Linked DNA regions of Mus musculus: regions 1, 2, 3 and 5 are each linked to region 4. Evidence: chromatin loops called from intact Hi-C (ENCODE). Cell type or tissue: left cerebral cortex. All regions are shown on one strand. Each heading gives the region's core, and the rest is flanking DNA. Links, peaks and the distances in the headings are about the cores only.

Evidence for each region. A loop is a pair of places that touch in the nucleus more often than their neighbours do. Peaks named below come from ENCODE experiments on the same cell type or tissue, not always from the same donor. Only the 100,000 strongest peaks of a DNase experiment are listed, where the experiment ranks them.
Region 1: it touches region 4 in a loop (8-fold over the local background); 9 of 42 quality-filtered maps call a loop at or near these places.
Region 2: a loop joins it to region 4, with 4 times the contacts of the local background. A loop is called at or near these places in 8 of 42 quality-filtered maps.
Region 3: a loop joins it to region 4, with 8 times the contacts of the local background. A loop is called at or near these places in 7 of 42 quality-filtered maps.
Region 5: a loop joins it to region 4, with 7 times the contacts of the local background. A loop is called at or near these places in 3 of 42 quality-filtered maps.

Annotation. Positions count from the first base shown.
Region 1 is chr6:42,262,358-42,268,319 of GRCm38, forward strand. It overlaps Tmem139 (transmembrane protein 139), which reads left to right. Exons shown (of 3, transcript NM_175408.4): 2 at 887-1,148; 3 at 1,371-2,198. The coding sequence starts at 904. The coding sequence ends at 1,770. Casp2 (caspase 2) reads left to right here and starts at 2,628. Exons shown (of 11, transcript NM_007610.2): 1 at 2,628-2,840; 2 at 5,142-5,292; 3 at 5,537-5,704; 4 at 5,850-5,931. The coding sequence starts at 2,767. In left cerebral cortex, for the core only: CTCF peaks have their summits at 2,344 and 2,555; DNase peaks (open chromatin) are centred at 2,493 and 3,448; H3K4me3 peaks cover 2,565 bases; H3K27ac peaks cover 1,117 bases.
Region 2 is chr6:42,274,917-42,280,878 of GRCm38, forward strand. It overlaps Casp2 (caspase 2), which reads left to right. Exons shown (of 11, transcript NM_007610.2): 8 at 1,779-1,869; 9 at 4,861-5,010; 10 at 5,168-5,277; 11 at 5,430-5,962. The coding sequence ends at 5,561. Among named protein-coding and RNA genes, the nearest start is that of Clcn1, 8.8 kb to the right of the region's middle. In left cerebral cortex, for the core only: no CTCF peak of the experiment used is centred there; no DNase peak of the experiment used is centred there.
Region 3 is chr6:42,194,114-42,200,075 of GRCm38, forward strand. No RefSeq gene overlaps it. Among named protein-coding and RNA genes, the nearest start is that of Tas2r144, 18 kb to the right of the region's middle. In left cerebral cortex, for the core only: a CTCF peak has its summit at 3,805 (motif pointing left); a DNase peak (open chromatin) is centred at 3,796.
Region 4 is chr6:41,601,374-41,607,335 of GRCm38, forward strand. Ephb6 (Eph receptor B6) reads left to right here and starts at 4,138. Exons shown (of 18, transcript NM_001146351.2): 1 at 4,138-4,447. It overlaps Gm27549 (a small nuclear RNA gene), which reads right to left and starts at 932; the gene lies at 871-932. In left cerebral cortex, for the core only: CTCF peaks have their summits at 3,120 (motif pointing right) and 4,913; DNase peaks (open chromatin) are centred at 3,200, 3,350, 3,821, 4,042 and 1 more place; H3K4me3 peaks cover 2,285 bases; H3K27ac peaks cover 2,094 bases.
Region 5 is chr6:41,757,653-41,763,614 of GRCm38, forward strand. No RefSeq gene overlaps it. Among named protein-coding and RNA genes, the nearest start is that of Olfr459, 12 kb to the right of the region's middle. In left cerebral cortex, for the core only: CTCF peaks have their summits at 2,374 and 4,238 (motif pointing right); DNase peaks (open chromatin) are centred at 968, 2,197 and 4,250; H3K27ac peaks cover 25 bases.

The DNA.
Region 1 (5,962 bases), core at 613-4,612, 660 kb after region 4:
GATTCTTCCCCACTTACTTGGTATCCCTGTGGCCTTGTTGTGTCTGGGTTCACATTTTCCTCCATCCAGAGCATGGGCTGGCTCAACTGTGGCTGACAGCAAACGCTCAGGCTGACTGGTAAGTGATGAGTAGTACTCTTCCTAGAGTCATATTGGGGGCCCTCTGGCTGGGAAGAGAAAAATAGAGGTCTGACCTAACCAGGAAAAGGGCAAAGCTTGGTCCATCATATGGATTCCAGAGATTCCTGTGTGCACTGAGGCCACAGGTGAAGGAACCCCTGAAGGGAGACCCTCACTCCAGTCTCAGGAATCGAGAGCCCAGAAAGTCACAACAGTCAAGCTTGCTGCAAACACACGAGGTTTTAATGGCACACAAACCAGCATGCTGAGGTCGAGACCCATACACCACGCAGGGGTAGAGGAGTCCGACCACGACCCTATTTTCCAGCAGGCTTTATAAGGGGAATTAGGCCATCTGGCCAGGGGCTGGGGCCCATGTTCTCAGGGCAGTCATTATTATTTTTTTATTCTTCACAGGTAAGGTGGCTGGCCCTGGATCCAGCATGGTGTAGTTGGGAGCTAAAACAGAGACTTCAGGGAAGAGAGAGAGAGAGCAAAGAATGCAGGCAGCGCTATGAAACACTACGTTCATCTGTTCATCTGCGAGTTGAGAATCAGAACTGAACTAATTTCCCAGCTTTCCAAAGCAATAACCTATAATAATAGGAGACAATAATGGAGCTGCCAGAGGCCCTGAAGATCATTTGTTTCAGACTGAATTGAACACTGGGAATCCAAATAGAAGAGCATAATACTTTTACTTTGGGGTCTGGCACTACTGCAGTGCTGATCACTAGCTAACACACAACTGTGTGTCTTTCTGCAGGTGCCCTGGGAGGGGCCATGGTGCCAAGACAGTTGTTGGGGAAACTGAAGCAGCCATTTCTCTTCCTGAGCAGTGCCTCCCTCCTCCTGGGGCTGGCTTTACTGGTCATACAGTCTGATGTCGCCCCTGTTGCTTACTTCTTCCTCTGCTTGGCTGGCTTTTGCTTTGTTGCTTGCCTCCTGGCCTGTGTTATGGAACGATGCTCCCGATCGATGCCAAGCTCCAGGCAGACTGAGAATCCAGAGGCCTCAGGCCAAGCGCAGTGAGTCGATGGGAGATGGGCAGGATGACGGGAAGACACGCAAGGCCCTCGTTCCCTCTGTGCCCATCCTTTCTTAAGCATAGACTCTGCTTTCCTCTGTCACTGGTATCATTAAGAGCAATGGTCAGCAGACAATAGAGAGGTCTTTTGCAAGAATGGTGGAACAGAAAAAGGGGGTCTTCTTTCAGGTACCCACTAACGACCATATTTCTTCTCCCACAGAGACAATGGAGCTTTTGAGGTGCCAACCTATGAACAGGCTGTAGAGGTGATGGATTCACAACCACAGAGCCACCTCCAAGAGCTGGAGCAACCACCCCCTTACAGCAGTATCATAATATCCCCAGGAGTTGAGGGGGCACAGCCTAGCCAACCAGACAGTCCCAGCACAGGCAGTCTGAAAAGGCGAGTGGGCTCAGAGGGGACAATGACTGCCAGAGGAAACCCTGGAAGAATTCTTCGACTTAGGGGTCCACGAGTTGTGGCCACTGCTCCTGATCTGCAAAGCATGAGAGTGGCCCCCAAACTGGAGCCTAGTACTCCACCTCCTGCCTATGAAATCAGTTTTGCTCATGCTGATGATGACAGTGTTTTCTATGAAGATAAATGGATACTTCCCTAAGTGGTGCCCTCAGAACCTGTGCACTCATTTGCCCAGCATTTCCTAGTGTCTATTGGATCAGAAACTGGTTTTACCCGGACATCACAATCGAGGCCTTCAAAGCAGCGGGGAGTCGGGCTGTGGCATGTCGTTCACAGATAAATGGCACACCTAGATTCTTCTGGAAACATTCTGGAACCTATCTGATGACCAGTATTTCCAGAGTAAGGTGGAAGATGAGAAAGAGATAAGTTACCAAGAGAAGCTGGAGGGATACCTCTGAGTGACTGCTGTGTTTCTTCTATTGTAGACACCAAGTCTCCCTGAGATTCCTGATGGGGTATTACCTACCAAGATAATGAGAGCTTCTAAGGTTGAGGGGAGCTGAATAGTTTGCACAAGAACGGGATGCTAGTAAAAACATAAAAATAACTCGAATCAAATTCCAATTCCAGTGCCTCCTGTTTTCAATACCAAGCAGGCAATCCGCATTACTTTATAGCCTTGTCAACTGGTAGATAAGAGAATGAGAGGACACTTGTGTAGGAAAAGCGCGACCACGAGCTGCCCCAGCCTGGGAGAAGAGCGCCTCCTAGTGCTTTCCGTCTTCCCTGCATCCTGGCCCTGGAAGTTCAAGGCGAACAAGGATAACAAGGGAAGCCCAGCCCCTTTGGTCTCTTGTAGTTACTTCAGGAGGGGTCGGAGGAACCAGGGGAGGGGGCTGCGGTTTCCGCGGGAATCGATAGCCAATCAGGTCCCCGAGTAGGAGAACCCTCGCTCTTTTCCCGCCCCTTCCCGTTCCTTCTAGCGCCTCCTCTCTTCCCATTGGGCTGTGCGAGCCTCAGCGAGCAGTGTGCGCTTGCGCATGTCCCGGCGTGGGTGGGGCTTGCTGGCGTCGGGCGGAGCCGTGCGCAAGCGCGGCGCGGTGGGAGGCTGGGGGAGGGATGCGGGGGCTGGCGCGGCCCAGCGTTTGTTTGTTTTGTGGGTGGTGCGTGTGCAGCCCGGGAAAAGCTGGAAATGGCGGCGCCGAGCGGGAGGTCGCAGTCCTCCCTGCACAGGAAGGGGCTGATGGCGGCTGACAGGAGGAGCAGGTGAGGAGGGCAGAGGAGGGGAGGCGGCCAGGCGAGCGGCGCGGCTTCTTGGCCTGGTGCCGCGTGTACAGGGGCTGCAGCAGCCTCCCTTTGTCCAGCGCAGAGGAGTCTATGAGAGCGATCTTGTCCGTCCCGCGCTACTTCTCGCCTGCGGCATCTCACCTTTTCCAGAGATGCTCCGGCTTTTCCTTCCAGTTCTTAGCTGAGGACTTAAACTCATTTCTCTTTAAAAACCAGAGACTTCGCAGCTCGGCCTTGGGCGCATTTGACTTGGATTGACTATCTCGTGCCCTGCACTGCTTTCTCATATAATAGATGTTTGTCAGAGAGTTCCACACAGGTTTGGGGGATTTGAATCCTTTGAGAGGATTAGATGGTTCCCGTTTCTCCGCCTCCTCCGTCAGTTTCGATGAAAACATTGCACAGGACGACACAATTTTATTGTTTCCTGTCCAGACCTCTAACATTAATATAGAAACGGGAACTCTTACAGGACACGGAATCAAAGCGTTAGAAACCTCTCGGTGTTCTTTTTCTCCATTCCACTTTTCATGGGTGCCCTAAAATTCCAGGTGACTGGAAACTTCGGGAAAGTTCATATTTTAAGCCTGGTAGTTTGAGATAAAAGGAAGTGGCAGGTGTGCGGAGTAGGTGGAGCCTCAGATAAAACACGGTGACGACTGCTTCGTTAAAAATTCAAGCCTGGGACATAAGAGGATTTAGAACTGGAGTCAGTAAATTGTACCTGAGGATGCAATTGTCTAGAGAAAAGCCCCCTCCCCTTTATTTTTTTGCAAGGGTGTCCTAGTGCAGGGCCAGCATTTAAAGGCTACAAGGCTGTAATCCTGGCATCCTGATGCCTGAGGCAAGAGAATCAGAAACTGAAAATGAGTTTGGTCTCCTGGTCTAGTCCTGTCAAAGAGAATGAGGTGTTGGGGGAGAGGTCAGGTGCCCTCTACAGGAAACCGGAACATGGCTAGCCAACTGAAACTGGAGAGAGCAGTAGAGTGGAAGTCGAGGAAATGAAGCCGCTTAAGAAATGGATCTTCCTAATGACCTAAGAACTCTGCTCTACCATTCATTATATACCTAATGATAAACCCAGCTAACAGCTGCTGTATTCATTTTAATTTAACCAAGGTCCTGTATTTATCCCCATTACTGTGTTGTCTTGTAAGGTGATTCTTAACTGAGGTTTTAAATTCATGTAGAGCATGAATTTTAAAACCTCAGTTAAAATTCTAGTGAATTTTGAAATAGCAGGTACATTCTGAATATTTACTCTGCGTCAATACCTCTTGCTAATGCAGTTTCTCAGGACCCTATTTTTCCATCTAACTGTGGCCTGAAAGGACTTAAAGGAGCCTTTATACAAGGGGCATTCGACCAGTGCGTGGTATTTCAGTGATTGAAGGTGCTTACTTGTGCTCCTATATTTTACCTGCATTGAAATCGGGATTCATCTAAAAATCTCTGATGTATAAAGTCAACTGTTACACTGTCACTCCATTGTCATCAGACTTAAGCATTTTTTCATACTAAATAAGATCAGGGAGATTCATTGGACACATAAAGGATGTATATTGGAAATGGTATTCACCATTCTTGAGCATAAGCAGGTCTCTTTACAAATTTGAGAGGAAAAACTATGGAATCTTTTAAATACATTTATTGCTGGGAACTAAATTACCAAGATAATTTAACCATTGCTTACACTGTCCTTGTGATTACAATTTATACCGTGTTCACCATTAGTATCTACCTTCTGTGGCTTTCACTCAGTTTCACTTACCCATACCTTGTAGGATTTTTGATCACTTTTTAGTATTAGTTTATCATGGAAATGTAAGATATTTTTGATATTTATGTGAGCCATCTAGAGCAAGTGTGTGTGTCTTAGAGATATGGGTGTTAGCTTTAGGTTTTTATTACTTTATTCCTGTCCTAAGATCATTTTCAACTTAGGTTCGATTTCTAAGATAAAAAGTATGTCATGTTTTCTGAACACTAAAGCTTGTCTGTCAGAGAAGTGTTTCTTCTCTTGGATGTGTTTGTGCTTCTTTATATTAATTTGACCAAGTTGGCTCTTTGCTCTCCTAATCAGATCATTATCTCAGATAGTCTGATGCAAACATTCTCTAGAGAATTATACCTTATGTCCTTAGGGTCAGCATATTACTGCATAGTACATTCTGATGTAAAGAGATTTAACAAAATGTGCCTTGTGTGTGCTTTTTATCCACTTCTCTTCTGTGTTCAGGCTTACGCTTGAAAGTCCCTGTGTCTGCCTTCTTTCTGTAGGATTTTGGCAGTGTGTGGAATGCATCCTGACCACCAGGAAACACTGAAAAAGAATCGAGTGGTGCTGGCCAAGCAGCTGCTGCTGAGCGAGCTGTTAGAACACCTCCTAGAGAAGGACATTATCACTTTGGAAATGAGGGAGCTCATCCAGGTATCTGGGTGGGGAAGGCTCCAGGAAGATAAACTGGTCTGAGGCAGGCTTGGAGAAGGGTGTGCTGAGGAAGAGGAATGCCCTTGTCCGGCTTGAGAGTTTGATAGAAAACCTTGTCTGTGCATTCTCACTCTGTAAAGAGGAATTGCAAAGATGAATGAGCACGCTACTCTAGGAACCTCACGTGGAAAAATAGCATTACAGCTAGATAAATATAATTTAGTATTGTTTTCCTGTTCCTTAGGCCAAAGGGGGCAGTTTCAGCCAGAATGTGGAACTCCTCAACCTGCTGCCAAAGAGAGGACCCCAGGCTTTTGATGCCTTCTGTGAAGCCCTGCGGGAGACCAGGCAGGGTCACTTGGAAGACTTACTGCTCACAACCCTCTCAGATATTCAGCACGTACTCCCACCGGTATGAAGCCCTAGGACTGTAGCCTGGGGTGGGTTAGTTTGTCCAGAAAATATATAGAGCAAGGGGTGTGGGAAAGAGAAACTTGATTTTAGTTAAGACAGAACCATCTCTCTGAGGTCATGGTGAGTCTTTTGATTTCTTTCAGTTGAGCTGTGACTATGACACAAGTCTCCCTTTCTCGGTGTGTGAGTCCTGCCCTCCTCACAAGCAGCTCCGCCTATCCACAGGTGAGAATGAAAAGGACAAAAGGAACCTCCC
Region 2 (5,962 bases), core at 730-4,729, 670 kb after region 4:
AACCTGTAACAGAGAACCAGTTACACTCAATATACGGTGGCAGAGTACACATTTCTGTTCCAGAAAGTAAGCAATGGGACAAATGAAGTGGACAGAAACTGCCCTGAAGCCCCTGAGTGAATGACAAACCCAGCTCAGCATCTGGGGTTCTTCATTGCAGCGTTTGCTCCAGCTAACATGAAAATCTTGCTCCTTGCAGCTTGGCATGTGGCTTATGTGGCCTCTTTGCTTCACTTGGTGCCAACAGCTTTCCGTATCTGGGGTCCCATGTATCTGGTTTCTCCATATATGATGTCTTTGTTTACATCTTAGCAGTCACTTTCTGTTTTACCCACTCAGGAGTTCTATACAGGGATCCAGCCTTACTGAGGCTACACATTGCCTGGCCTCTTGGCTTTCTGGAGCCTTGGTGTAAGTCTCTGATTCTACCTCCTTCTCTGCTGCCAGCTTGAGATGTAGCCCGGCTACAGCAGCCTCTGGCTTTAGCTGACCCTCGGAAAATACTTCCCTGGGTAGCCTGTATCCAGGCGACACCTAAAGATTATTTTTTCAGGCACTCTGTTATTATTTTTTAGGACACACCTAAAGATTATTTTTCAGGTACTCTGTTTTATGGAAATTTGTACCCTCAACCCTGTAACTCTTGATTGGGATCTTTTCCCCTAGTTTCCCTCTTTCCCATTGTCCAATGTAGAGTTCAATTTTTGCCTTAATGGCTGTGATAGAACTCTCTCCCATGATGTCTGGGACTGGGCTCTAGTTATCCTCAAGGACAAGTTTCCTAGAGCCTTTGACACCTGAGAGTCTGAGGCATTCTGGTAAATAATAAAGAATTTCTACCCTGTCCTTCATTTTAACCAAGCTCAAGGGCCTTTCTTCATGAAAGTGCATTTTTATATCTTTATGCTGTACACTTCACTCACTGTAATGGTGGGTAAGTTTAGTGAGCAATAGGTCACTATGGTGACCCATGTCACACAGCCTGAATGTTATGGTAAAATATACTCTGCTAAATAAATTAGTCCATTATTTAAATTCAACCTCAAGTTTTCAGAATATAGACGACTGCGTCCAATTCCTCACCAAAGTAGGACACAAGCTGAGTTCTCATTAAAGTCCTTGATCTGTTCTAGGATCTATTGAGCCTAGCCTGTGTCTTCATTTTTCTTAATTAACACTTGGGTGTCTTGAAAACCCACTAAAATTGCCCCTGAAGCCCTGCTTAGAGCATTCTGGGCTTTTTAGCCTGCAGCTTCTAATTCTCCCATATTCCTCCAACAAACTAGTTCCAATGGCCTATGAACCATGTGGAAAGATTATGGCTGTATTGACCCCAAACTGGCATAAGTTTTCAGTATTGGTTTTCTTGGACTGAGACCAAAAATTCTTAACGAGAAACAGTTTGTTTTGGCTCCTTGTTTGACAATATAAGCCCCCGTGGCAAGAAGCCAGCTCTCCAGTGGAGACAGGAGCAGTAGGCTTCTTGTATTTGGGTAAATTGTGTAGCATAAAAGAAGAGATGCTGGCATGTCTGGCTTTCTTTGCCCCAACCCTTTCAGTCTGGGTTCCAGGTCTTTCCTCCTCAGTTAATTCTTTCTGGAAATTCAATACCCTCAAAAATAAACTAAGTGTATCTCCCAAGTGACTGTAAATCTAGTCCAGTTGACAAGATCAGCTATCTCCCTACCTTTCAGATGAAGGTTGAATTTGTATGTGTTAGACTTCAAGAGGTCTCACTGGCTACCTAACTTCCCCTCTCCCTTATTTGTTTCTGGTAGCTCCAAGAGGTTTTTCGACTTTTTGACAATGCTAACTGTCCAAGTCTACAGAACAAGCCAAAAATGTTCTTCATCCAAGCATGTCGTGGAGGTGAGTGCCCTGGCAAACCAGCACCTGGGTGGTGGCTCCTGGGCAGCCTCCACCAGCTCTCACTTTCCTGTTTGCTCCTCTCAGGTGCTATTGGATCCCTTGGGCACCTCCTTCTGTTCACTGCTGCCACCGCCTCTCTTGCTCTGTAAGTGTCTCCCAATGCATGGGGTGTGCTAGGACTTGGGCAGCCCATGGCTCTCAGTCTGACCAGCTCTCTACACCTCCATGGCTGTCAGGAATCTCTTATCAGTGTGTGCTCTTTTCCTAAGAACTTGGCTCTTCTCTGCTTATTAACTGCAATGTACTTTTTATTGTTTTTCATTCCAGTTAAGGATTTCTGCTTGACTCTTCCAAATCTTCCTTCTCTTACCCTTGCATTTTCTCTCTGTGCCATGTTCACGCTCCCATGCGCTTGCCTCCTTTCTTTACCATTCTTGGAGCATGCAGGAGAACAGTACAGACCTCATGTCTGCATCATGTCTGCCTCGGACTCTCCTGAGCTGCTTCGATCCTCTTGCATGCAGTGTCTTCTACCCCTTTAAGAGCCAGGCCTGTGTAACATGGCTCAGAAGACACATAGGCCTCCTTCTCATCTAGAGGAAAACAGTAGTAATTAAGAATCTAAATTTGGAATCAGATTGTGACTCTACTGCTTAATAATTATGTAAAGTTAGAGAAGTCGCATCACATCCCTCTACTTTATTTCCTTCTTATAAACTGTGTGTAGTCAACTTCTTTAAGCTGTTGTGATGATTATCAAAATTGGCACCTAAGAGCTTTCAGGGTAAATGTGGAAAGAAAGCCAGTCACAGCTGCTACAACCTGGTCAGCATCCTCCCTGGGTTAAAGTTTGTATTATCCAAACATGCAGGTCCCTAATGTTTCCCTGTGTATCACTGCAGAGTGTATTTTAAAGTCTTGCAATGACTGTAAATTCCATCACAGAAGCAGAAGGAAATGTCTAGCTAGTATATGGATTACTAGGGAAGTTAAAGCAAGTGTGTGTGGAGCATCTTGAGTTTAAATCTCATGCCAGGATGAAATTTGTGTGATAGCAACTGTACAAGTAAGAGTATGCAGCAATGAGGTGATCTTGTCTGAGGCTCATTTGACAAGGCTTTTGTAGCTGCAGAAAGACTTAACTTAAACCGTGCATACATGCTTTATACAGGTGTGAAGAGAGCCTTTCCCAGAAAAGGGATGGAACACATGACAAACACAACATTATAAAATTTATCTTCTAAGTGTATAGTGTGCCACCATTTAGCATTATCCACCCACCCCAACTATATAATATATTTGCCGTGCTCAAATATACAAGGCTAAGCACCTCTATAAGTGATGAAGTGAGATGTGGCTGATCGTAAGCTGTTAATCTAGCTAATTACAAACCTTTAGTCATAGCTGAGATTTTGAGCTTTAACGGATAATACTTTGTGAGCTTAACTATGAAATTAATATGGTGCATTTTTCCAGGAACGTTACCGTGGAAGGGGAGCTGCGCTAAGAAAAGAACATGTGAGGGAGGGCAAGCATTTTTCATTCATAGATGTTTCTCTAGGCCCAGAGCACTGCTGTACACACACAGTAGCACTTAGAAGTTTTGAGTGAAAGAGGAATTGTATGTCTAGAAATGGGCAGTGATGTAGAAAGCAGTTGTGAAGAGAAGGTGGAGAATGTTTATTGATTAATATGCCTGAAACTTGAAGGCAAGAGGTAAGCTCTCCATCGCTTAAAGGACATCCTTAGCCTGGTCTAGATGGCAGTAACAACAATGCAGACCATTTTCTTCCTATCTCAGAAGTGTATGTAGTGCTGGAGTTGGAGGAAGAAATTGCTCTTTTTCTGGAGTAATTTTTGTTGCACTTAATCCAGTGTCTAAAATCAGGCCCATTAAAGTATGACATGAAGCTGAGGCTTCTCTAAAAGTTCGAGTTTGCCAGTCTTTCCAAAATACAATGATTGACTCCCAAGCTAGAAGGATAAGCTCAATAAGAACATAGTGTTTAACTCAGTGTGCCCCTAGATCTTAGTAAGAGACAGTGCCTGATAGGTACATGAACAATACTTTAAGAAAAAAAAAATTTGCCGGGCGTGGTGGCACACGCCTTTAATCCCAGCACTTGAGAGGCAGAGGCAGGCGGATTTCTGAGTTTGAGGCCAGCCTGGTCTAGAGAGTGAGTTCCAGGACAGCCAGGACTACAGAGAGACCCTGTCTGGGGGGGTGATTGAGTCAGTGAATCTTGGTCCTTTTCCCAAAATTCTTCAGGCTTTGGTTTGTCTTGCATGCAGGGCGTCCTGTGAAAAGGTGATCTTGGGTTTGATGTGCTGACCTGTTGATGTTCACGCTGTCAAACATATGTAACAAACATATGCCTGCTATGTCCTTCCTAACTCTAAAATAAACAGCAGCTTGTTCATTTTTTAGGAGAAAGTACTCAAATTTGTTTTTCTAATTTTAAGTTCTTCCATTTTTGAACTTCTCTAAGTTTGTCTACAAACTTAGTAAGCAAGTAAGAAAAGTTTTAGAAGTTTGAAAAACACTGTGAGAACCTCTGATCACACCTACTCTCATTTTTTTAAACTGATAACATAGTTTAAGGTTGTAATTTTAATATAGAATATGAATAGTAAGCAGACTTGTTTTTTTCTTCTAGGACTAAATACCACAATTTATTGTCTAATACGGGGGGAGTGTAATTTCTGTACATTATGCTAACTGAACAAGTTAATGCGACTGTCCTAACTGCATTTGCACTTAATGCTGAATAGGAATATAGGTACATGGGCCTGGCCTTTAGAAGTTACCCCTCCAGCAATGATACATGTTTAGAAAGTAATAACTTTTTAATTTTTTTTTTTAATTTTATAGCTACAGGTTGGAGGCAACAGCTAAAAATGGCTCTTCAGTCGCAATTGTAGGGACTTTGACAGATCTATAAAAGATGGAAGAAAGTAACATTTTTGTCTCTTCTGTTGGTCTTTTTGCAGATGAGACAGATAGAGGTGTCGACCAGCAAGATGGAAAGAACCACACACAATCCCCTGGATGTGAGGAGAGTGATGCTGGCAAAGAGGAGTTGATGAAGATGAGACTGCCTACTCGCTCAGACATGATATGTGGCTATGCTTGCCTTAAAGGTAAGAGTGCAAAAGGTTAGACTGTCCTGGATGTGGGGTTTATTTCCTTTTGTTTTGTCTTCATACTGAAGTCTACTTCATACTAGAGAGGGTAGAAAAAGGACTAGAAGTCTGACTTTGTGAAGCTTGCCCATGACCTTCACACCTCTGGTTGTAGGTAATGCTGCCATGCGGAACACCAAACGGGGTTCCTGGTACATTGAGGCCCTCACTCAGGTGTTCTCTGAAAGAGCTTGTGACATGCACGTGGCCGACATGCTTGTTAAGGTAAGTCCGTTCCAGCTGCCTCCACAAGCCTTTGCGTCTCCATACTGTTGCCTTCTTGCCTTGCACACTTTTTTCATCTACCCTTTTGGTTGGCCTGTACATGGAAGCACAAAGTGATCTCGGACTTTGGACCATTGGTTCTGCCTTCCCAGGTGAATGCCCTTATCAAGGAGCGTGAAGGCTATGCCCCTGGCACAGAATTCCACCGATGCAAGGAGATGTCTGAGTACTGTAGTACTCTGTGCCAGCAACTCTACCTGTTCCCAGGCTACCCACCCACGTGATGCCGCCTGCTATTCCTGCTGTTGGAGGCCACTGGACCACTGGGGGCACAATGGAGACTTCTCTTCAGAATGGTTTTTGTTCTGTCTACCCTCTCAGGGATATGAGATTCTCCCAGGCTTGTTTCCTGTCAGCCATCTCTGTCTTTGGGTATGAAACATAAGGATGGCTCCTCCGGTGTCGTGTTCTCTACCTATAGAGCCAGCTCTGAATGGATGTGTTACCAGAAGCATTTTAGCTACAGCCTAGAAAATGACATTGTGAACACAGTATTATTGTGGGAAGAGGGCATTTGGATTTCTCAATGTTTGTGATATTTTTGTTCCCAAGGCATCTTAGGAGTACTTGGATCATAGCTTTTTTTTTTTTTCCTAAATCAGTTAAGGAGTCTCAGAGATCATCT
Region 3 (5,962 bases), core at 1,358-5,357, 590 kb after region 4:
CACTAACTTCCACCAGCAGTGGATAACAATTCCCATTTCTAAATATTGCCACCAACACTTGGCATCACCTTGTCATTTTACCACCCTAAGGTAATAGCAGTGCCTAGAAAACAGCACCTTTTGTGTGTGTTTTAATGTACATTTCCCAATGGCTAGGGAGACATTTCTATATTGTTTTCTTACTATTTCTCCATCTTTTTGGAAAAATATCCAAATTCTTTGCTCATTTTTAATTGAGTTTTTCTTATTATTCATTAGTATGACCTTTAACATAATATATTTATATAATAACTTATTATATAAATGGTTTGCAAATATTTTCTTCCATTTTGTGGACTATCCTTTCATTTCATGCCCTTTGGAACATAAAAAAAAAAATTTAAATAGAGTTTAACTTATTTTTCTTTAATTATTTGTGTTTTAGGTTTCATCTCCAAGATGTATGCCTATTTCTTCTTATATCTCAGTCTTCAATCTGTTTCTGTTAACTTTTCATGAAAAAAAGACTTGACATAGATATTTTATTTTTTCCATCATCATTTATGAACACTATTCCTTCTCCCATTACATAGCTGCTACACAGTTGTAGAAAAATCAATACTTTGATTGACATGAGTTGCCAACTGTAATTACTTATCTCTTGTTTACCTAACATGTCTTCTTCCCAAAGTCCCTAGTTCCTCTCCCTCCCACCCTGTCCCCATATTCACAAAAAGTAAATGGTTCTTTTTTGGAAAATAGTTACATCTCATTTACTATTTATTTCCATCAAAATAATGGTTATTCACTGCCTTTTCATGTTATGAAGGAGACTTGAACTTTGTGGAAAAATAATAGTCATTGTGTACAACTCTACCTAAGTACAGATAACTACCTGAATGAAATATGTAACTAATTCCTGGATAAATAAAAGGAGCCTAAAAGGCAAGTAACTAGCCATTGGTAAAGAAGCAGCAGAGAATTTTAATAGACCAAAGACAAATATGAAAACCCCAGTCAAAACTTACCCATTGACATACAAAAATTATTTCAATGGGTTATGAACTTAGGTGATTCTCTTCTTAGTTTTTTCACCCTATACAGAAGGCTCTAGTGCTATACCTGTTCAGAGACAACTATTCTATTGTTGTGTTTCCTATTTTCTCTAGAAATAAAAATTGTACTTGCTTGAAAGTATTACACTTATGAAATTGGAGATGTTATTACTGTTCAAAAATAAATATAACTATTCTGTTTTAAAAGATAATACTTTGAAGGCCTGAAAAGTATTGGAATGCCTCTGGCTCTAAGATCAACTATTGAGAAATGGGATTTCACATAACTGAAAAGCTTCTGTAAGGTAAAGGACAGTGTCAATAGGACAAACAGCAATATACAGATTGGGGAAAAAAACTTTACCAACCCTACATCCAATAAATAACTAATATCCAATATATACAAAAAACTCAATAAGTTAGACTCCAGAGAAACAAATAACTCTATTAAAAATGGGGTACAAAGCTAAATAAAGAATTATCAACTGAGGAATCTCAAATAGCAAAGAATCACCTAAAGAAATGTTCAATATCCTTAGTCATCAGAGAAATGGAAATCAAAACAACCCTGAGATTCCACCTCACACTAATCAGAACAGCTAAGATGAGAAATTCAGGTGACAGCAAATGATGGTGAGGATGTGGAGAAAGAGGAATACTCCTCCACTACTGGTGAGATTGCAGGCTACTATAGTCATTCTGGAAATCAAGCTGGAAGTTCCTCAGAAAATTGGAAGTAGTTCTACCTGAAGACTCAATTATACCACTCCTGGACATGTACCCAAAACATGCTCCAATGTATAACAAGGACACATGCCCCACTGTGTTCACAGCAGCCTTATTTAAAATAGCCAGAAGCTGGAAACAACCCAGATGTCCCTCAATAGAAGAATAGATGCAAGAAATGTGGTACATTTACACAGTGGAGTACTATTCAGCTATTAAAAACAATGATTTCATGAAATTCACAGGCAAATGAATGGACTAGAAAATATCATCTTGGGTAAGGTAACCCAGTCACAAAAGAACACACATGGTTTATACTCACTGATAAGTGTCTATTAGCCCAAAAGCTCAGAATACCCACGATACAACTCGCAGACCATATGAAGCTTAAGAAGGAATACCAAAGTGTGGATGCTTCAATCCTACTTAGAAGGAGGAACGAAATAATCAAAGAAGGTAGAGGGAGGGAGGAACCTGTGCGGGAGAGAGGGGGGGGGAGAGGAAAATCAGGGCAGGATAAGGTACGGGAAGAGATAGGAGAGCCGTCCAGAGGGTCAGAAAATTGAACAAAAATAGGTATCAGTGGAGGATGGGGAACTAGGGGTAGCCACTAGAAAGTATCAGTGGAGGATGGGGAACTAGGGGTAGCCACTAGAAAGTCCCAAATGCCAGAGAAGCAAGAGATTCCCGGGACCCAACGTAGATGGCATTAGCCAAAATATCCAACAAAGGGGAGATAGAACCTAGAGGCCATCTCCAGTAGATAGGAAGTAAAGGGATGGGACTACCCACCCATCTCAAAAATTTTAACCCATAACTGTTTCTATCTAAAGGAAAAACAGGGACAAAAAATGGAGCAGAGACTGAAGGAAAGGCCATCCAGAGACCACCCCATCTAGGGATCAATCCATATGCAGTCACTATTGCTGATACCAAGAAGTACTTGCTGGCAGGAGCCTGATATAGCTGTCCCTGAAAGGTTCTGCCAGCACTTGACCAATACAGATGCAGATACTCACATCCAACCTTGGGACTGAGCCTAAGGACCCCAATGGAGTTTAGGGACGGACTGAAGGAGCTGAAGGGGATTGCAACCCCATAGGAAGAACATCAACTAACTAGACCACCCAAAGCTCCCAGAGACTAAACCACCAATCAAAGAGTACACATGGAGGGACCCATGACTCCAACTACATATGCAGCAGAGGATTGCCTTATCTGGCATAGGTGGGAGGGGAGGCCCTTAGTCCCATGGAGGCTTGATACCCAAGTGTAAGGGAATGCTAGACTGGTGAGGTGGGAATTGGTTGGTGGATGGGGGAGCACCCTCCTAGAGGCAAAAGAGAGGAGGGATGCAATGGGAGGTTGCAGAGGGGAAGCCAGGAAGGAGGACATTTGAAATGTAAACAAATAAAATAATAATTAAAAAAGATGATACTTGATGAAAATATATAATCCTGACCATGATAACAAAATTTAAGAACTCTCCCTAAACCCTGACATAGCTCTCTCTTGTGAGTCTATGCCAATGCCTGGCAAATACAGAAGTGGATGCTCACAGTCATCTATTAGATGGAACACAGGGCCCCTAATGTAGGAGCTAGAGAGAGTACCCAAGGAGCTAAAGGGGTCTGCAACCCTATAGGAGGAACAACGATATGAACTAACCAGTATCCCCCAGAGCTGTGTCTCTAGTTGCATATGTAGCAGAGGATGGCTTAGTCAGCCATCAATGGGAGGAGAGGCCCTTGGTATTGTGAAGATCATATGCCCCAGTACAGGGGAATGCCAGGGCCAGGAAGCAGGAGTGAGTGGGTTGGGGAGCAGGATGGAGGAAGGATATAGGGGGCTTTGGGGATAGCATTTGAAATGTAAATGAAGAAAATATCTAATAAAAAAAAAACTCTCCCTAAAAGGTAGATTGATAAAACTCCTAGCCAACTGCCTAAAATAGAGGTTTCCCTCAAGAGGCTCTCACTTAGAAAGACCGTGATTGCTCACCAGTGGATGAACTAAGGAATTGCTCCACTTACAGAAAGCTTCATTCATCAGCTCCATCTCGTGGTGAAAAGTGCTAAGTATTTACATAACTCCTTGAAGGTGCCAGACTTGCATTGACGAGGTCACTTAAGACTTCTGAATCTGCAGAAAACAAAGACATGGAGATCTATGGGTGATATAGGAAAATTCAAACTAGCTACCTGGAAAATAACCACTTCAGCTTGCCAAAGACCATGTAAGTATGTACATACAACAATGGTCATAATTTCAGTATATATAGAACACTAAAAGTGGAAATATTTGGCTTTTAACATTTCTCTCATAGTTAATTGCCTTTTGTTTTTGAATCTGAATTTTTTTTTAATTTCCATCGATGCCATCAATGCATTGCAACATAAACTCAGAATTCAGTCTTGGTTACAAACTATTCACCAAGGCCAATATCTAGCTCTATGTATTTTAACAAAGAAAAAGAACTATTCACAAAGCTAATTATTGGGCCTTAATTTTAAGCATTTATTTAGAGAGGCTACCTAGCCTCACTCCTAGCTGAGGAGTTACTGCTGCAGGGGGTAGGGGGCTACTTTTTCTTTTAGATTATGGCCACTGATACATTGTCCATGCTCGAGTGGCTAGCCCCAAACCTATGCACATATTGTCAGCACTAACCAGTCTCAAAGGAAAATAAACAAACAAATCTGAATTTGGGAAGAAATAATGTTAGATGGGCCCAAGGGAGTTGGAGACTGCAAGTTAAATACAATCAAAAATATGTGGTATGTAAACATGTTTCAGATGAGTGATTTAAAACATTATTTAAAAAGAAATATTTCTCCATTGATTAACTTATTTATTCACTTTACATCCCAATCACAACACCCCAGCTCCTTCCAGTTCCCCTTCTCATGGCCCCTCCTCCATCTCTCTCTTCATCTCTGAGAAGAGGGAGGTACCAACCCACCATGACACATCAAGTCACTACAGGACAAAGCACAACCTCTCCCATTGTGGAAAAATACCTGAGAAATCCAACTTAAGAAAGGAAAGCTTTATTTCATCCTTGATATGAGGGAAATACAGTCCACAAAAGCAGGAAAGACAGTAGGGACATGGGAGACTGGTCACAGTAGATGCACAGTCAGAAGCAGAAAGAGCAAATGTTGGTACTCATCTGTCTTTCACTTCTTTGTTCATTCTAAAACCTCCCCCTATCGAATAGAACTTCCTACAGTTAATGTGAGTCTTCACACCTCAATTAATCCAATCTAGAAACTCCCTTACAAGCATGCCTAAATGTTTGCTTCCAAAAATTCTAGATCTTGTCAATTGAATGATCAGCATTAACCATCACAACTTTCCAAAGTGAATCTTTCCACACTTGTTAAAACATTTGCAGGACTTTAGCCTTCAGTCATCACTGCGTTAATTTTCCCATCATCTATTACACCAGGGATCAACCGAGAATGCCTCCACAAATCTGAACTCAATAAATCTTTTGGAGAAGTTATTTTCAGACTATCACAGGTTTTATCATGCCCTCAATAGCATTCCTAATAACTCATACGCAGAAAAGGACAAAGAAACAAAATGCCAGATGCATCTCCACATAGTGTGTTATAACCACTGTGGTTGACTTTCAGGGAAACATTCACAGGGTTTTCCCTCTCAAAAGACCAATTGTATGATAAAAATCTTTACTGCTAAGCATAAGCACATTTTCTCCCTCAGATGATGTAAGATTACTTCTCTCAGCAGACCAACAACAGTCCCTCTGTTCTGCTGTGACAGAGCCTCCTGCCTTATGTGAACTGACTGGACCATGTACTATGTATCTAACTGCCAACTCTGTGTCTTCAGTTTGGACAGGAGACTGAGAGCAAGTGGTGAGCAAAGTCTGTGGCATCTTCCATTTTTAACTTGTAGCAAAAAGCAATGCCTGTTGAATAATGCAAATGAGCATATGCAATGCCTGTGTCCTTATATAACTTGTCACATAAAACTCCCGCTTCATTACAAGTCCAGTATTAACTCCATACATCCCAGAAATCATAAAGGCACGCAAATTTATATTCACCTGTTCAAAAGTTTCCACTAAAGTACTTCCCAATGTTGTGTCTGTCATGAGCACACTGTCCAAAATATTTCCAGTCATAAAAATTTGCAACCCATGGTGAAGAAATAAAGCTAATTATTATATTAAT
Region 4 (5,962 bases), core at 1,262-5,261:
AAGCTGTTTGTTTATAATAACATCAACTTGCATCAGCTGTTCTAAGGGGAAATAAGGAAGCAGAAAATTGCATATCTTTGGGGAGTGATAGATATTGGAGAAAGAAAAGCTTAAGAAGGAAGAAAAACATCAGCAGAAAAGTGGCAAAGCCAGCCAAGGAGTCATGCCATCTTGCTGAAGTTTTCTGCTCAGGAGACCGCTTAGGCACCACATTTACATTAGAAGTTGTGTGCGCTGGAGATAATGAATTCTGTGCGGCATATGCTTTATTAAGGTCTGCTTTTCAGCTTTAAAAATGTTTAAAGATTATTATTCTTTATTTATCCTTTCTAAAACACCCCTAAGCACCTAATATGGGACAAGTATTGAGCAAATTACAGCAAAGATTTATGCTAAACTTCAAATGGTACTCATTGCTTTGGTTTTTCATAGCTGCAGACTACGACATACTTTAGCTGATGTACTGTATACTCTCTTCCCACTATGAATACCTGGTTGAAGACTGGAGAGATGGTCCAGTTGTTAAAAGCATATCTTTACCCAGGACTGATTCCCAGCGTCCACATGATGGCTCACAATCATCCATAATTTCAATTCCGGGCAATCCGATGCCCTCTTCTGACCACTGGCACCAAGCACACTCACAGTGTGTGCCAAGGGCCAGCCTTGGCTTGGTTAGGGAAATCCTGAGGAAGGAATGTTTTGGAGTGGTGGAAGAAAAAAAAACCTCGAATTCAGTGATGAGTGTAAGCTGACAGCTCTGTAGTCTGCTCAAGACAGCTCTCTCTTGATAGGAAAAATTCTAAACACATTCTGGATAGTTCATTTATTTTCTGACCCAAGTCAGAAAGAGTGCTAAAAAAAAAATTCTTGTGTTTTCTGACCAAAGTCAGAAAACTTGCTAGGAAAATTCTACAAGAGCTCTGTTAGCTCTCTAATTAGTTTTTTGGTTTTCCAAACAAAGTCAGAAAACTTCCCAGACAAATTTCAAACAGGAACTACAATAGCTTTCCAGACAGTTCATCTTTTATAGACCAAAGACTAGTCTTTGATGTATATATCAATTCAGTCATTTGCCCTAGGTTCCCTTTTGATTATCCCATGAATCAGCATTTTATGACCTTAGCCCCTTGATTCTTGAAATATAACAGCAAATACATTGTTTTTAACATAGCAAATGAATTCAGAAATCTGTGTGCCTTTGTAAACATAAATAATAAGCTAGCTGAGTGGATCCCAAGATCACCACTCTCACCATTCCTGGACCTAAAGCTGCTCTATTCCAGGCTGACCTTGAACTCAGAATTCTATCTGCTTTTGTAAGCATAAACACTAAGTTTATCTGGGTGGGATCTTGGCCTGAGGTCACCTTTCCCTTAGTCTCTTTATCTCCTTAATATTCTTCTGTTAGGGCTGCTCAGAGAAACCCTGTCTCAAAAACAACAACAACAACAACAACAACAACAAACAACAAAATATCCGTCTGACAAACCGGCTACCTCTGTTCTTTTAGGTTCATGAAGGCCCTCATAAATTCATGTTACATCCTTATATTTTGCATAGGTGCAAAATTATACACTCTTGAACCCATTTTTCAGAGTTCTTTGCCATAGCCTTAAGGTCTGTCTTGAAAGTCTCAGTGTCACAGAGACAAATTCTCATTTCCTAGGATCGTTCTGTTCTTAATTATCATGGAATCATTAACCTTGGCAGAAAAGACTTTCCCCCTGGTGGGGGAGCATATATATATATATATTATGTATGTGTGTGTGTATATATATATATATATATATACATTTATATATGTATACATATGTGTGTATATGTGAATATATATGTGTGTACATATATATGTAAATACTATATAGTATACAACTTTATATAGATATATATAAAGTTAAATATATGTATTATTATACTGTCCAAACAAGCCTTACACCTAGCAACCATCAACACTAATGGAGGCCCACTCCCTGTTGGCTGCTACAGCAGGAACCTTGTGATGTCTTCCTTTCCCTTCCCTTCCCTGCCTGGGCAGGACTCAGCAAGTGTGTATACATACATCCAGGCAAAACACTGATACACAATAAAATAAAATATAAAAACTTGGTTTGAAATCATGTAGATTAGGATATAAGGCTAATTGTAATAATAAATTGAATCTTCTATGCATCCTGGATACAATAGTGTTTTTTTTGAAAACCAGACACATTCATGTTTTCTTAGCAAGAAAAAAATTGACTGATTACATAAGTCTAAATTAATAGAAACAGAATTTGTAATATGTCATACAATAAAAAGAAAACAAAGATTTTATTGTAATCACAATGCAAAGTTTTGCTAGAATTTCTGGGCTTCATAAAGAAATATCTATATTTTGGTTTTGTGACTATGTTTAAACATGCTTTATGTACTTTCTTACTTTTTAAAGTTTCCAGGCATGTAGGAAAGGCTGGAGGTACAGGGTATATGTTTAATGAGAGCACCAACAGCATTCCAGATGGTAACAGGAAATACATAGATGCCCAGATAGATGTGATGATAGATACATGGTAGAATTGTCTAATAATGAAGATGTTGCAAGATCAGCCTCCCCCCTTTTTTCAGTCGTTGAAAGCATTGGAAACAGTTAACCACAAATAAAGAAAGCTCTTTATCAGAAAGCTTAGAAACAAATGGAAGAAATACGAGTTATAGGCACACCAGTGTAATTGAAGTTTTAATGAGGTCCAAATGCAGGTCATTAAACTTAATCAGGCTTATTAATTGATCCTCGATATTATGAGCGAACAACCTCCTGTCCAAGTAGGGACTCGTTATTTGTCTTTATCTTTCTATCACTCATTCAGCCAATTCATTAACGACTGTTTCTCTCGCAGTACCTCAAGGAGTTTCATTGTTTGGTTTCTTGTGCATGTTGGCTCATAGTCTCTTTCACAATTTTCATTGGTTTCTAAATGTTCTTTAAGTACCAGTTATGATCAGCCCATAAGCAGCTAGCTAGTACTTTCATAAGGATGCCTTTGAATAAGTGAAAGGGGGTATAAGATGGGACAGGGTAATAGGGGCGAAGGGGTGTGCAGATTTCACAGGATACCTGTTCTCCCTCAAAGAACCAGCAGGTGGTAGCAACACTTCGTGCGAAGGCTGCAGCCCTGCTCCGCGGGACCTAAACAATAGACCCCCACAAACCAGTACTCTAGTTTAGAAATGGTTAGGGCTGGGTAGAAACTCTTCTCCCTAGTAGCAAGCTCGCTCTGTTCCGCCCCTGCATCCAGGTACCGACTGAGTGGACCTTCTACGGCCTCTCATCACTGTGGGATGGTACTCTGCGGAGCGCGCGCCAGGGAGGTGGCACCTAGACTGGGTGCAGCGACTTGTCCAAGCCAGGTCTGCGCCAGGCACAGACATCGGACTTCCCGGACTCCGCCCCAGGCTTCCCTGCCTTTGAGGCGGTTGAAGGTTCAATTCAGAGGCCCCATCGCTGACCCAGATTCAAGGCACAGAAACAGATACAAGTCTGAAGCTAGCACAGGGACCTTTTCCTTCCCAGACGCTTGCACTGTCTCTGGTTGTTCTGCCCTCCCGTGCTCCCAAGACTTGTTTCTCCTTCCACCTCCTCCTTTTTTTTTTTTTTTTTTTCTTTTTTCTTTTTTCTGCTCACGCCCACCTCAGTTCAATCCAGAGTAGAAGCCCCACTGGTTTAGTTCCTAGAGTTAAAGAAGAGAAAGGGAGGAGCCATAGGCGCAGCGCCTGGGCTTCAGCCTGGCCATCAGCTGCCAGCCAGTAGCGCTTTGCTCCGCTGATGCTCGGGCGCGAGCTACAGGGTTTTAAACACGCCTCGCAGCGGCGCCCACTGGCCGCCTCCTCCCGGACCCTAACTCGTGCGGTCCTCCTGCCCACGTCCCCTCCGCCCGCCAGGACCTGCGGGAGGAGGCCGACCCTCCTCGGCACACGGGCGGGCCCAAGGCGCGCCCAGCGTCTCCACTGCACGCCCCGCTGGGGATCCGGCGCCGCGCACTTGGGTCCTAGGCCCAGAGGGCGGGCTCGGCTCCCGGAAGAGGAGAGCGAGAGCGGCTGAAGGGGCTGGAGAGGGGCGGGCCAGGCTGGGAGAGACGAGAGGGGGCGGGCCCGGCTGCGTTCGCCCAGCTAGCGCTGGGGAGCAGCGGGCGTCCGAACCCGAGACCACAGCTCAGCGACTCCGATCGTGACACCGGCCCCCGCACGATTCCCCAGGGCCCCGCCTAGGGAGCAGTCCCTGCTTGCAGCCTTGGGTCCTCTCCCAGAATCCCAGAGACTCTAAGCTGCGAGCAGACGCGGGCCCCTGGGAAGCGAGGTCCCCAGACCAGAGAGGACACGCGCGACGCTAGGAAAGATCTGCGAGGTGCAGATCCACCGCGGGGGCCTCGGGGGGCGCAGACCTGCAGAGCTGGAGGCCGGCGGGAAGGTGAGCCCGGGATTTGGGAGGTCGGAGGGTACTGTGTCTGGAGAGTAAGGGATTAAGGTTTGCAAAGTAGAGGATCTCTCTAGCCTGGGCCTATGCACACCCTGGATGGGGGTCTTTTATGGGGGAGTACTGGGTATAGCTCTCCAAGGCGAGAGTAGGTTTCTGAGAGACTGCCCCTTCATCCATGCTCTTTATTCTGTGTGTCCTGGGTATTAAAATTCTTCCATCACGTTTCCATCGACCCTCCTGTGCCTGTGACTTGGTGTGTGTGTGTGGGGAGGGGGGTAACCTCACAAAGGTCAGGCTCCCAGCATTCAGAAAAGGTTTGTCCATGCCTCTGACTCCTGTGGCATCTCTCCAATCCCCTCGCTGCAGGGTGGAGCTGGCAGGGGCAAGGGGCAATCGACATCTACAGCCCCCTTAAGCCTGGAAATAGAGGCTTGGAATTTGAGCCCCAACCGTAAGCACGCCCCCTCCAGTGGCAAACAAAGTATCCTGCTTGCTCCTGCCCCAGCTCCACCCCCTCTATGCATCTGGGTGCTTGGCCCAGCCTGCCTCTGCCCCTGCCCACTGATCTTGGCCGTCTGGCACCCTCTCTCCTCCCATCCCTGGGGGAACTGGCAGGGGACCAGCATAGCTGATGTTGTAATATCCCTGGCAGTGCCCATGTAGAAGTGCTGCCCAGCCTGTTCCCAATCAGTTAACTCAGGCCCTCCACCCATCAGGGGAACTTGACTCAGGTGGCTCTGGAAGGGAAGATGATGCTTCTCAAAGGAGAGACCAGTGGGAGTGACTGGTAGGGCTGTTGAGAGTCCTTGGAGGCTGAGCCAGTAATAGGACATTTAGGGACTGAATCTTGCTCATAGCAACTATGGACCCTTGAAAGCTGTGAGCCTTTTGTCTTGAAGGAAGATTGCCATGAGTGCCCCAGTGTACCTACCTAATGACGTATGGATGAGTCTTCTCCAGTCTATTGGCCCATTCATCGTACAAGAAGATGAATGATAAAGACCAGGGAGTTACCAGTGTGCTGGGAATAACAGGCCATGATGGCTGAGCATGAGAAAGGCAGGGCCATTCTCTGGGATAGCCTTTCCCCAGCTCTTCACCGACTCATGAACCTGTCCATATGGTTTCCTATCATTCTTCCATGCCTCACTGCAGGTAGGAGGACTATGGGAACATCTGAAGATGCAGGAAGCCTTGGTTCCCCTTCCTCTACCCAATGCCCACCCAGTGCTTCAGCAGAAGCATCTTGCTAGAGAGCAGCTCACAGCCAGTGAAGATGGAGCAGGGTCCATAGCAAGGACAGCATTTCATTAGACCCCTGAAACTCAGTGCTCTGTGTTTTGCTGCTGTCTACTGACTCTCATGTGCATTTCCTTATACTCCACCAGTCATTTGCAGATTCAGGAACTACTCCAGGCCCCCAGGGCTTTCTCCCATCACCTTTCAGGACTCATTGCTCCCATATATTTGCCCCTAACCTCCCCCCCCCCATACTCTTTCCCAGCA
Region 5 (5,962 bases), core at 871-4,870, 160 kb after region 4:
GACCAGTTCACCTTTTATTTTTCTTCATTTGTTTTTATTGGCCCCCATAGGAAGAACAGCAATATCATTCCACCTTTTCTTTCACAACAGTCTCACATTTGCATCAAGATCTGCCTTCTCTACTCTAGGATTTCTTCTACTTCTCTTGCCACATTTCCCTAGGGAATCTTCTAGACTCTTGAGTTTACTTAGTGTTTGCTTCTTGGAGAAACTATCCTGACTCAGGGTAGACCTGCCTTGAGTAAATTTACAGGATACAAATGACTATTGGCAAAGAGGGATTCATGTATCTGGTAGTGTTCCCTTAGAAATTCCCTAGTGTTCTGTTTGCAGGCCGCAGGTCCTGTTGCTGGGTCACACCTTTTTCCTTGTTCTCCTAATGGGACCATTGGCTCTGTCTGAACTTTGAATCTCATATTAAGCTTTCAATCTAAGGGCATCAAAGGATTCTGAGCTTGCTCCTGGCCTGGTTTCTGCCACTGAAACATTACTCATTTTGTGGTCACAACAGGGACAATTGAAAATGATCATTTTTCATTGTTAGAACACCACTAATGTCAAGGCTCAGGAAACATGTTTGTGCTAATAAATGCTGAAGAAAAAGTTCCAGAGAAAATACAGCAAGATAACATGACAGTCTATTGACCTTCAATTCTCCACCCATGCAGGCCAAAGAGCTAAGAAGCATGCTTACTGGAAAAAGGAAATTCACAGGAGCTAACATGAAAATGCATCTCCACAAGGCTCATATGTGTGGGTATCTTATACAGATCAGCTCTGCAATCTCTTATACTCTACACGTCCACCCTGGTGGGCTCAAAAGAGCAACATGAAGAAAGTTCCAGGAAATAATGAACACCTATCCTCAGACTAAAAAAGGAGAAGGCTCTTGTCTTCTCCCAGGGAGGATGATGGAGAGTTTTGTGCTGATACAGAAATAGGGATTATGCAAATACTATGGTGACTCATCTTGAAGAGTCTTCATCCAAGTGGGTCACCCTACTACTCACTTGAACTAGGATGATCAGTCAGCAAAATCCTTGCCTGAAGCATGAAGCCCAGACTATGATTCTCAAAACCCAAATAAAAAGTTGGATGTGGTAGCATAAGCTTTAATCCCAGCACTAGCAAGGCAGATGATTTCTTGTCCCCTGCCACATACATATCAGCACCCATGCCCGCACCCATGCCCCCCCGCCTTCAAGCATACTACCCGACTGAGATAAGGAGCCTTCAGTGTTGCAAAGCTTTCATTTGAACAGCTAGTGAAGGAGTTGAAGGTAATTGCAAGCAGTGCAAAATGCAGATGCACTTGTATGAACTTGTGCTGTGAGAAGGTCATTTGAATGTCTGTCTCCCAAAGGCATCATCAGCTAAGGAAAAGACAATGAATTCCAGGTAAGTAAAAAGTCATCATCTCTTTTTCTCTGACATGATGTCATAGGATTCAGGATACAAATGGAGGACCACAATATAATGATGAGGGATAATAGAACATGCTACTCTTGTTCCCCTTCAGTGTCTACATTAATGGGCACTAGTGGTCAAGGAAGAACATATTCATTGAATTAGGTGCAATACAGACAGAACGGGCCTTAAATGCCACACAAGGGAAGACAAGGCACATTTGATGAAGCATGTTGAAGGCAGTGGTTGAAGGAAAAATACCTTTTCTATTTGTAATTCTATTATGTAGGTATGTCTCTGTATCACATGTGTGCCTGGTGCCTATAGAGGCCAGAAAAGGGTATCGGATTCCATGAAGCTGGTATTTCATACAGTTGAAAACCATAAAGTGGGTGCTGGAAATGAAACCCGGGTCCTCTGCAAAAAGAACAAGTGCTTGTAACTGCTGAGTCTATTATGGCAATCTTTAGAGACAAGTATCTTCCAGTGCTTTGGGTTTATCCAATTTGGTGATCATCAAAATTGTGTAGCCCCGCAGATAACTTGGTGGTTGTGTGGCAATTTAGGAGTTCTATTGACTTATTCAGAATGAAACTAAACTAACCCTCTGGTAGACAAAAGGAAAAACAGAGTAACATAAATTTTACAGCTTAGATGGTTTTAAGAGTAGAGAAGAAATAAATTGCATCTCATCTAGCTTGAATTGGAGCTGCCCAATTTAAGAACAAGTACTAATTAGCTAACAGGAAAGCTCAGCTGTGACTTGGCTAAAAATGGGACCTCTTGCAAAATGCACTTAAAATTGAGCTCTACGGAGCTGATTCACATTCAGTCCATGTGAAAACTGGACTCGTACTCACAAAACAACATGTGGAAAAGAGTTTGGCATATTTTTAAAACTGAAGTGTACTTTTTGAAGATATGGCCATCTAGCTTGTGTATGGTATCACTGCAAGTGATCTCTGGACTGGAGAATTGAGATGACGCCCTTTAGGTCATGTGTCCCTAGCTGAATTTACTTGATTGGCTACAAGTCAATCTAATAACCAAGAGAGGATCTGGGAATAAGAAGGGCATCTTTAATAAAAGAAAGAGAAGGGAGATAGGCTTCGAATGCTTTTGAAGCTTTGCAATGATGTTTGGAGAATATAATGAGCTTGGGAGAAAATTGAAGCAGTCATTTTTAAAGCCTTACATTAGTGGCAACTCCAAACCTTTCAAGTAACTGAATCATAAATTAACATGGTCTATTTTAAAAACCATTCTGATTGAATTTAAAACTTTGTCTAGGTATGCATGGTAGTTTTGATTTCGATGCTTAATTTAATTCATCCACACTGTAACTTTATCATAAATAAAAATTATAATTCTTTAAATATTGGAGATGGAATCATTTTTGTTTTTGCATTTGTTTGGTAGCCAGCTCTGAGTGCCTCAAAGTCATCATCCTCCTGCCTCAGCCTCCCAAGAGTTGGCATTGCAGGTGTGAGACATTGTGCTGACATCTCTTTATCATAGTCTTGCTGAGATACTATAGAAAAGTGTGCAACTCATGAACGACCGATCAAGCCTCAAGGAAAGGGGGCTCCATTAGTGTTAGGAGACAGGAGAGTAACTGCTTTCCATCCACTTTTGCACTGTTTGGAAACCATTTAAAGTTATTAATAATTCATCAAAACACATGGAATAATCCTTGAAACAAATAATTACATGTGAATCAAAGAAAAGCAATCTCATGTGAACAGAGTGCTATCAGGAGTTGTCCGACCAAGTTTGAACCCCATCTTGGCCCTCTACTTCATAAATGGGCTTGAATGTAGGATTTTATTTGAGTCTATCTTATTTTCTTTATTCATAACATGTGACAGACCATAACTGAATTCTGGCAGACTGGTTCCAAGTCTCCCGTAGATGCAAAACCATGAATACTCAAATCTCTGATATAAAATGATGTAGTATTTGCATATGACATACACATGTCTTCCTATGTCCATTTTTATTTCCCTGTTACTTTAAGTCATCTCTAGTTAATATGTATTATGAGGGGGATGCTCCCCACTTTCTGTTATACTATAGCTCTTCAGGAACAGTGATGAGAGGAAGTCATCATGTACTCAGAACAGATACAACTGTCGGGAGGGGAGCTCTGCATCAGAGCGTGGTTGAATTTGCATTTGCAGAATCCATGACTTTGGACCACTGCTGGTGGTTAACTTAGATGGCTGTGGTGGAGATCAGAAGACACATCTGTATGGTTTTTGCCGCACAGAGAAAGGTTATGCTACCACACGAACCAATGAGACACCTTCTGCTACTTATTTTTCTCCAGACAGTAGCTCAGTACAGTCTTCATTTTAAAACTATTCATAGTTTCTGGCTCATACAAATAACTGTTATCATTCTCAAAAAGTGACATATGTGGCTACAAAGATGGCTGAAGGTGCTCACCAAGACTGAAGACCTAAGTTTGACCTGGAACTCACATGGTAGGAGAAAAACAACTGCTGAAAATTGTTCTGATCTCTATTTGTGTGCCATGGCATGCTTACACACTTACACCAATTAATTGATTAATTATATGTAAACAGGAGAAAAAAATCATGGACTTCTCTGAAGCAAGTTTTTGAAATTCAAATTGCTTCAGAAATTTATCCTTCTTAATTTTCAAAATTTGTGTCCCCAATGTGCTCACTTCTCTTTTTTTCTTTTGCTCCCCTAGCATTGGAAATGCACATTTACTCTAATCCCTGCCCCATTCTTCCTAACAGCTTCCAGACAGTTCAGCCTAGGGGAGGTCAGATATCCTGTGTGCATTACTAATAGTGACCACTAGGTGGAAGTGGTGACACACCTTTGGGAAGACAGGGATCTGAGCGATGGCAAAGTGCCCATGTAGATTCTGGCTTTTTAGAAGATGGGCCCTAACAATAATTATTTATTACAGTTAACTAATTTATAAACATGAGGAAATTATATTAGTGTCAGCAATTCCCTCCAGCCAAAGTGTTTTCATATCACCTCTGGCCACTGTAATTGGCATCATCCAAAGAAACAGCAGGTTTGCTCTGGGCATATCCTAATTTAGCAGTCTAGTCTCAGGTCTCTTGTCTCTCCATCACTGTGTACTGTGTCCATCTGTGCACCACATATTAACATGGACATAACATTCACAGTGCTTGTGTACACTGTGAGAGCCTTTGGAAATTGGAGGATAATCTGGACTAGTATGAGGTAGAGAGCATGGCTGGCTGCAAATAACAGAAGGGGGTGTCAACCAAAATCCTTTAGTGAAGGTTTCCTTGTCTCAATGGTCAGAAATCCTGAGCCACCCTCTTTCACACAGTTACAGGTTATAATCTGTATCCATTTAAATATTTGATAATGCAAAATTGCAAAAGCAATAACATGTCCAAAGAGAAGGTGTTTTGTCAGAGAACAGATGACATCTCTCAGGTAGTTAACATGTGACCATGCCTGGTGTGTGCATGCATATGTCAGCATGTTGCAGTGGTAATGGTTAGGAGGCACCAACATGTGCTTTGGTGTTGGCCACACTTGAATTAAATTTAATTCGTGTTTAGGTGTTTCTTAACTTCCAGGCCCCCATTTCCCATTTGTAAAATGGAGACCAAAATTTTTTCTTAACCAAGTCATTGTGAGTATTAGAAACCATGCTGACAATGTACAATCATGACACACTAAGTTCACACTTGTGCAGTCTCAGGCACTCCTATTCTCCAGTCCCACTGTAAGCCATCCAGGCTTATACTCCCTGGATTTTGTTTGCATGGGCTCTTGCTGTCTCATAAGCCCTCATTCCATTCCTCACTAACTCATATAACCTCTGTGAATCCACCTTTCATATCCTCAAATCTCCCGTTCTGCTCTAGAGGGAGTCATTCTTTGTACTACACAATACTATCGATCCTCCATTTTATGATGAGATAGATTCTAAAGCCATTTTAAATGCAGAAACTACTTCAGGCAGAAGTCTTTGCATATCATCTCTAGTCACTGTACCTAGCAGCACCCAAAGAAATAAGAGTTGCCCTACAGTAGATTCTAGTTGAATATCTCAGGTTCAGCCCAACGTCTTTTCTCTATTCTCCATCATGTCAGTCACATTCTGTATATCCACACATTTACTTAACATTAGTAGCATCCTGTGGCCACTGTGAACATATTATATTGTAGCAAACTTCCTAGCTTAGCCAAGCCCAATTTAAATGTATCCACATTCTATTCCTCTACATTTGAGCAAGATCTTCTAACACAAAGCCTACTTCATACTGATCTGATGACTACCTCTTACACACATAGATGAGTGTTTGGTAGACATGAAGAGATGCAGAAACACAAACCACAGCACCAAGAACAAATGTGTAGCAAGGATACTAGGGCATCAGTTGTTCACTGTACAGCAGCATAAGAGAGCATTGAACACATATTGGCAACTCAAAATCTGAAATGTGATATCTACTGGATGCAAATTGCATCACAGCATTGTAAGTTTAAAAATCTGTAAGTTAAAATACTGTAGATAAAACTTCTCTAA